Linked DNA regions of Homo sapiens: region 1 is linked to region 2. Evidence: chromatin contacts called from ENCODE Hi-C or POLR2A ChIA-PET data. All regions are on one chromosome and are shown on one strand. The core of a region is the stretch at or near the end of the contact, and the rest is flanking DNA. Distances in the headings are between cores, read along the strand shown.

Evidence for each region. A loop is a pair of places that touch in the nucleus more often than their neighbours do. ChIA-PET counts read pairs that join two places held with the same protein, here RNA polymerase II (POLR2A). Pooled maps may share reads with other maps.
Region 1: a loop to region 2 is called in a map with no recorded cell type, with 9 times the contacts of the local background. The contact joins two enhancer-like sites. A Hi-C loop is called at or near these places in 2 of 168 maps with a recorded cell type or tissue (dorsolateral prefrontal cortex and head of caudate nucleus), 7 of 37 single-sample maps with no recorded cell type and 12 of 50 pooled maps. POLR2A ChIA-PET finds 5 or more read pairs at or near these places in 1 of 52 experiments (HEK293).

The regions. Positions count from the first base shown.
Region 1 is chr18:48,867,500-48,870,940 of GRCh38, reverse strand. No RefSeq gene overlaps it. Among named protein-coding and RNA genes, the nearest start is that of CTIF-AS1, 27 kb to the right of the region's middle. RefSeq lists an enhancer at 2,143-2,252. Within about 2 kb of position 1,885, at least 8 of the 41 ENCODE cell types and tissues checked have a DNase peak (open chromatin) inside an H3K27ac peak, as active enhancers do.
Region 2 is chr18:49,160,873-49,164,118 of GRCh38, reverse strand. DYM (dymeclin) reads left to right here. Exons shown (of 18, transcript NM_001353214.3): 15 at 332-434. Among named protein-coding and RNA genes, the nearest start is that of MIR4744, 110 kb to the right of the region's middle. RefSeq lists a silencer at 2,212-2,271. Within about 2 kb of position 1,763, at least 2 of the 41 ENCODE cell types and tissues checked have a DNase peak (open chromatin) inside an H3K27ac peak, as active enhancers do.

The DNA.
Region 1 (3,441 bases), core at 636-3,135, 290 kb after region 2:
AGTCTGTCCAGACCGTTCCCTCCCTAACTAAGGGATAGTCCAGAGTTCTGGAAGGAAGGGCCTTCGTGAGGGGAGGCCAGCTGTGCCTGCCCACTGAGGACCTTCAGCCCGTTCTCTGCCATTGCAGACCCCGTGCCGGCCCCACTCCCAGGGGCAGGCGAAGGCTTGGCCACTGAGACACCTGTGTTTCTGGCTCTAGGACGTGGCACCCTCACAGCTAGGCCTCCCAGCTCTCCCTGCACAGAGGCCACCCAGCCTGGGAGGCTTGCAAAGTGCAGCACAAATTCACACACCCCACATCACACACACCCACACACAGCACACACACATACACCACACGCATACCACACTAATTCTCCATTCTCACACCATGTACACACAACGCAACCCTCTCCAACCACACATACCCCGCTCCCTGCGTGCGTGCGTATATACCACATCCCCCACCCCCACACAACACACAACACAACCCTCTCCAACCACACATACCCCGCTCCCTGCACGTGTGCGTATATACCACATCCCGCACCCCACACAACACACAACGCAACCCTCTCCAACCACACATACCCCGCTCCCTGCATGTGTGCGTATATACCACATCCCGCACCCCACACAACACACAACGCAACCCTCTCCAACCACACATACCCCGCTCCCTGCACGTGTGCGTATATACCACATCCCCCACCCCCACACAACACACAACGCAACCCTCTCCAACCACACATACCCCACTCCCTGCATGTGTGCGTATATACTACATCCCGCACCCCACACAACACACAACGCAACCCTCTCCAACCACACATACCTCGCTCCCTGCGTGTGTGCGTATATACCACATCCCGCACCCCACACAACACACAACGCAACCCTCTCCAACCACACATACCCCGCTCCCTGCGTGTGTGCGTATATACCACATCCCGCACCCCCACACAACACAGTCACACTCCACACCCAGAGAGTCTCACATGCAGCGCCCAGGTTGTGTCCTACACAAGGGTGCCCAGCTGTGGGTCTGAGGCAGCTCCCAGGGTTCTGGGGCAGGGCTGGGCACCTGGAGGAAGGGCACCTCCTAACTGGCACGAAGGTGCCCTCCGCACTGGCTAAGACTCTGGCACCCATGACCACAGAGCACTCCCCACCCACCTCCAGGCCTCTCTAGACAGTGAGACATCAGGCCCCTGAGGACCCCCAGCCCTCCCCACTGGAAGGCCCTGCCCGTGCCCCACCCTGTATTCCTCCCTGGCCCTGAGTGCCCTGCCTCGAGTATGTGGCTCCAGGCACAGCTGGCTCTTCCCTCCCCAAGCCCCTCAGTCCCTTAGTACCTGGACCATTCCCTTCATCCCCCACATGCTTATGGGGCACCTGCTGGGGCCAGGCCCTGGCTTAGTGCTGGGGAGACAGAGGGGACGAAGTCACGCTCATCCTCAGCAGGCATCTGCCATCTACACACCAATGGCCATGCCCAGGGAGCAGGACTGTGGCAGAACATCCCTGGCAGCTGTGGGAGCCCCGAGGGGTGATCTGTAACCCTGACTAGGGAGCAGTCAGGGAGAGCTTCCTGAAAGAGGTGGCAGTAGACAGAGGCACGTGCTTTCTAACTTCTGTGACTCACTGCATGCTGAGCTCTGCCCCTTCTCACCAGAAAGGGAGGCCATGGTGTGGATCAGAGACAGCCCATCTGCAGACCTGTGATCAGGAACAGTGAACCTCTGTGTTGCAGTTCCTGAGATTTGGGGCTTGTTAGTCACACAGTGACATGGCAGTAGCTAGGCAACACGGACCCTGAGCCCCCTTTCCAATCTGGCGACACACCTCATGAGTTACAGTCCCTCCCCACCTGCTCAGCCTCAGCACTTCTCCTTTTCCTCTAAGCTGCACCCGGCTGAGCCTTGCCCTGGCTGAACAGGACTGCACTGATGACGCGCCTGGGCCATGAGCCTCCCTCCCACCCATTTTGTTTGCCTTTGAGATGCCTTTGTGTCGTATGTTCTGCTGGGTCAGCAGGAGATTCAAGAGCCCTGACCTGAGCTCCCTGCACATTTCTGGGAACTGGAGGTGATGGAGTGGGCCGGGTGCCTTGTGTCTGATGTGTAGGTGGCATGATGTCAGGAATGGGGCAGAAAAAGGCTTCCAGGCTCCCGAGACACATTGAGTCCCATTGAGCATAGATGGCTATTAGGGACTTGTCTCTAGCACAGGGAGAAGGAGGCTGTGGCCCCTCTGAGAGGCCTTCTTTCAGTTCAGCTCCTAAGGATGGTCTTCCGGAAGCTCTCTGCATGATCTTTCACTTACCCAAGAAACATCAACATTTGCCCCCGAATGACACAGAATCACACTGGTGGTTAGGCTGACACAGCGTTTACACGGATTTGAAACTCTGTAGGTGTGACTGCTGGCTGCAGAAACTCCACTGAGTGCTGAAACATTCTAAGCCACAAAAAGTAAGATTTTAGAGTGTGCAGAATTGCAAGGGTCTGTGTATGCATACAAGTGTTGTTAAAATTGGCTTCTCACCTGCTTTAATCACACTTTTGTTATTTGGGGGAAATGCTATAGAATAAGTCTCTTTTCACCTTGCTAGCCTGTCTTGGTTCCCACTGGAAGTTTTCTTCTTTTGGCCTAGGTGGGTATTTGGGTTTCACCTGATTTGTTCTGGGAAGGGAGGGGAATGGTGGTCCTTCCTCTCTGGGGCTGGAAAGTGAAGCTTCGTCAAGCCCTGAATGGTCCCCATTGGAAGGCCTGGGCCAGGTGTTGGCTCTCTGTAGCACAGCAGATGCCACAGGCAGGGACCCTGCACCAGGACCTACCCAGAGTTGGGCTAGGCCTATGAGAGGTTGTCTGTTGTCTGGAAATTCCAGCTCCCAGGAGACTGACCATGCCAAGGTGGTTAAGGCATTGTCTCCTTTGCTTATTTCCTTATAGCACCCCCAGCACAAGGTGGGACCCAAGTAGGGGTTCACTTGAAAGACGTGGGCACAGGTGATGAGACTAGGAGACAGAGCATCACCCTTGAACCATCTCTGCTTCAGGTCAGCTGTGGGATCCTGGCCATATTATTATTATTATTATTATTATTATTATTATTATTATTATTATTATTATTATTTGAGATTAAGTCTCGCTCTGTCACCCAGGGTGGAGTGCAATGGCACGGTCTTGGCTCACTGCAATCTCTGCCTCCTGGGTTTAAGCGATTCTCCTGTCTCAGCCTCTCGAGTAGCTGGGATTACAGGCTGCGCCACCATGCCCGGCTAATTTTTTTGTATTTTTGTAGAGATGGGGTTTCACCATGTTGGCCAGGCTGGTCTTGAACTACTGACCTCAAGTGATCCACCCACCTTGGCCTCCCAAAGTGTTGGGATTACAGGCGTGAGCCACCATGCCTGGCCTCCTGGCCATATTATTTATTATTTTTTTTTAGAGACAGGT
Region 2 (3,246 bases), core at 514-3,013:
CACTATGAGTTAGTCATAGTCTACATCTCAGGTTTTTGCCACTATTCTTTTCCCTATAGTAATCTTATGAAAAATGCTCCTGTGTTTGAAACATAATTTTAAACTGTCATTAAAAAATTTTTTAGAATTCTTATGATTTAAACATCCTCCCCACTCCTTTTTTCTTACATAAATACTATTATTAATCTTGCTGTTAACACAGGCATGAAGAAAGAATCATTTACAAGTATATTTTAGAATAATTGACATGCTGTGGAACTATATATTTCCACAGAAGACAGAAAAGAAAACAGTTCCTTTAATATAATTGGTTTTTTGTTTGTTTTTCCAGTTTATTTTCTTTGCTGTCTAAAAAACACAACAAAGTTCTGGAACAAGCCACACAGTCCTTGAGAGGTTCGCTGAGTTCTAATGATGTTCCTCTACCAGATTATGTAAGTAGTTACCTTATTCATCAATAAAAAATTTTCCTTTCAGCCAGGCACAGTAACTCCTGCCTGTAATCCCAGCACTTTGGGAGGCCGAGGCAGATGGATCACTTGGTCGGGAGTTCAAGACCAGCCTGGCCAACATGGTGAAACCCCATCTCTACTAAAAATGCAAAAATTAGCCGGGTGTGGTGGTGCACACCTGTAGTCCCAGCTATTTGGGAGGCCGAGGCAGGAGAATCACTTGAATCCGGGAGGCAGAGGTTGCAGTGAGCTGAGATCATGCCCCTGCACTGTAGCCTGGGTGACACAGTAAGACTCTGCATCTCAAAAAAATAATAAATAAATAAATTATTTCATTGTAAAATTTATAATAGCATTACCCCTCTCTTCTCAAGATTTTACTGTGCTGAAAATCTTTGCTGCCCAAGAAACCTCTAATATGCAAATAGAAGAATGATGTCTCAAATCAAGGGAACAAGTTGTAAATGATTGTTAACAAGTGGTTGAAGAAAATCAACCTTAAACCAATAATTTGTACATAATTAAGAATCTTTATATCTGAGTTGAGAAACCCACTCAAGCTAATAACACAAAAACAAAAGCAGGGATGATTTTATAGGAAGTATGCAAAGATTCCTTATTGAACTTAAGGGGAGCAAGTACACCTGGATTTCCCAGAGATCTGGAACCTAAAATTGAAAAGCCATTGGGTCCTGTTTTGGGGGTCATTTCGTTTCTGGTCTCTGCTTCCTTTTGCTTCTGCTTTATTCTGCTGCTGCTTTCTACCATCCAGGTTTATCTGTTTGCTTACTTGGACCTAAAATAGCAACCCCAGCCCTTCCTCTTCTTCCCTCCAACCTTGTGAGTGCAGTGCCTTTAGCTGTCTTAAAGTCTTAAAGTCCTCATTCTCAATTCCTGAGAAAGAGAATCTAATTGGCTCTGCTCTCATCAGGGTGTGACTCCAGTCTTACCAGACATGGTCAGAAGAGAGCAGCAGTAACATGTGGCCTTTGTTCCATCCACCTTAATGACGAAGAGTTTATTACCAACTGCTACGGTTGAATGTGCCATCCAAAACTCATGTTGAAACTTAATCCCCAGTGTGGCAGTATTGAGAAGTGGGACCTTGAATAGGTGATTGGATCCCTTATAAATGGATTAATGAATTCATGGATCAATAGATTAGTGAGTTAATGGATTAATAGGTTAGCATAGGAGGGGAACTAGTAGCTTTATAAGAAGAGGAAGAGAGACTTGAGCTAGCATGTTAGCATGCACTGTGTGATACCCTGCATCATCTTGGGATGCCACAGAGAGTCACCACTAGCAAGAAGGTTCTCACCAGCTGCATCTCCTTGACCATGGCCTTCCCAGCCTCCATAACTGTATAAATTCCTTTTTCTTTATAAATTACCTAGTTTCAGGTATTCTGTTCTAACCGACAGAAAATGCACTAAGACATCACCTGACCTTAGAGGATGCTGATGGAATAGAATAGAAACAGCACAGGGGTGAGCATAATATAATAATAGGAAAGAGAATGTGTTATAAATTTTCTTAAAGTAGTGTGACTACCTGTGACATTTCTTATATTTTGGAATATGGCTTTGATGAAGATGCTAAAAATTATCTTGCCATTAACCACAGGAGAAGTTCATCAAGTTCTAATAAGGACAGCTCTAAATCTCCAGACAACAACATAGTGGATTGGTATTTAGAAACTTTATTAGAGAACTCTTTAGTTCTGAGTTTGCAGTGATGATGCATACCAGACAGCTGTAGAGTTGCCTTGCTTCTTTCCTGTGGTTTGTTTCATTTCTAAATGGTTGTCCTGATATGAGACTGTGGGAACAGTACCCAGTCCAGATATCAGTCAATGATAAACAAAGATAGCTGTGTGCAGCCACAGCCTGACTGGTGCTAGTTTTTTCTCGTGTGTGTGTGGGTATGTGATGTCACAATCTGTCATCCCCTTAAGGTATTAAGTTTATAATTCCAAAATGTATCTTTTAAGATTTTCCTGTTAAGTTGAATGTTCTAATTTTTTAATTAGCATAACAGCTCGCTTAATTCTACACTTGCCATACCTGTGATAAGAAAAATATATCTAGTAACTGTTTAGAAACCCTATCGGGGCCAGGGTGGCAATGGGGAGTTGGGTTTACCAAAAACTTGAATTTGGGTCATCTGCAAATGTTTTGTTATTTATAAGCAATTATTATTTGATTTATGTAGTATTCCTGTGCCATTTACTCCACAAAAATGTGTTGAATATGTATAGTTCTGAAGTTCTGATGTTGCCTTAGTAGCATTCTTCTTTAATCAGAGATCTATAAAATTAATATTTGAGGAAATAGGTCATATTTACTGGTATTTGCCAACCATGGAGGTAATTATGCCATGATAGGACAATTTGAATTTGTAACAGTCCTGTGAATTCTGCTACTGAAGTTTACAGATTTTAGAGTCACTGATTGAATATTTTCTTCTTGTATAAAATTTTCACTAAGTAAAAATGAATTTCTTAAAGCATCTGCTTCTAGAAATAGTGGGAAAATTCCATTTGGAATCTGTCATTGACAATCCTTTTTTTTTTTTTTCTTAACATTTATGTGTATGAGACTTTGTAAATCACAACATTTTCCAAATGGGTTTATGAACTTGAATTTTGCTGCCTTTTCTCAGATTTAATTGAAGAGAATGGTTAGCACTGATTCAGTAGGAGAGATGACTGTGAATCACTCCTGATAGAGACCTGAAAGGTGATTAAACAAACAGCAGTAACCTTAAAAATAAGCACCGTTGTATGTTCTTT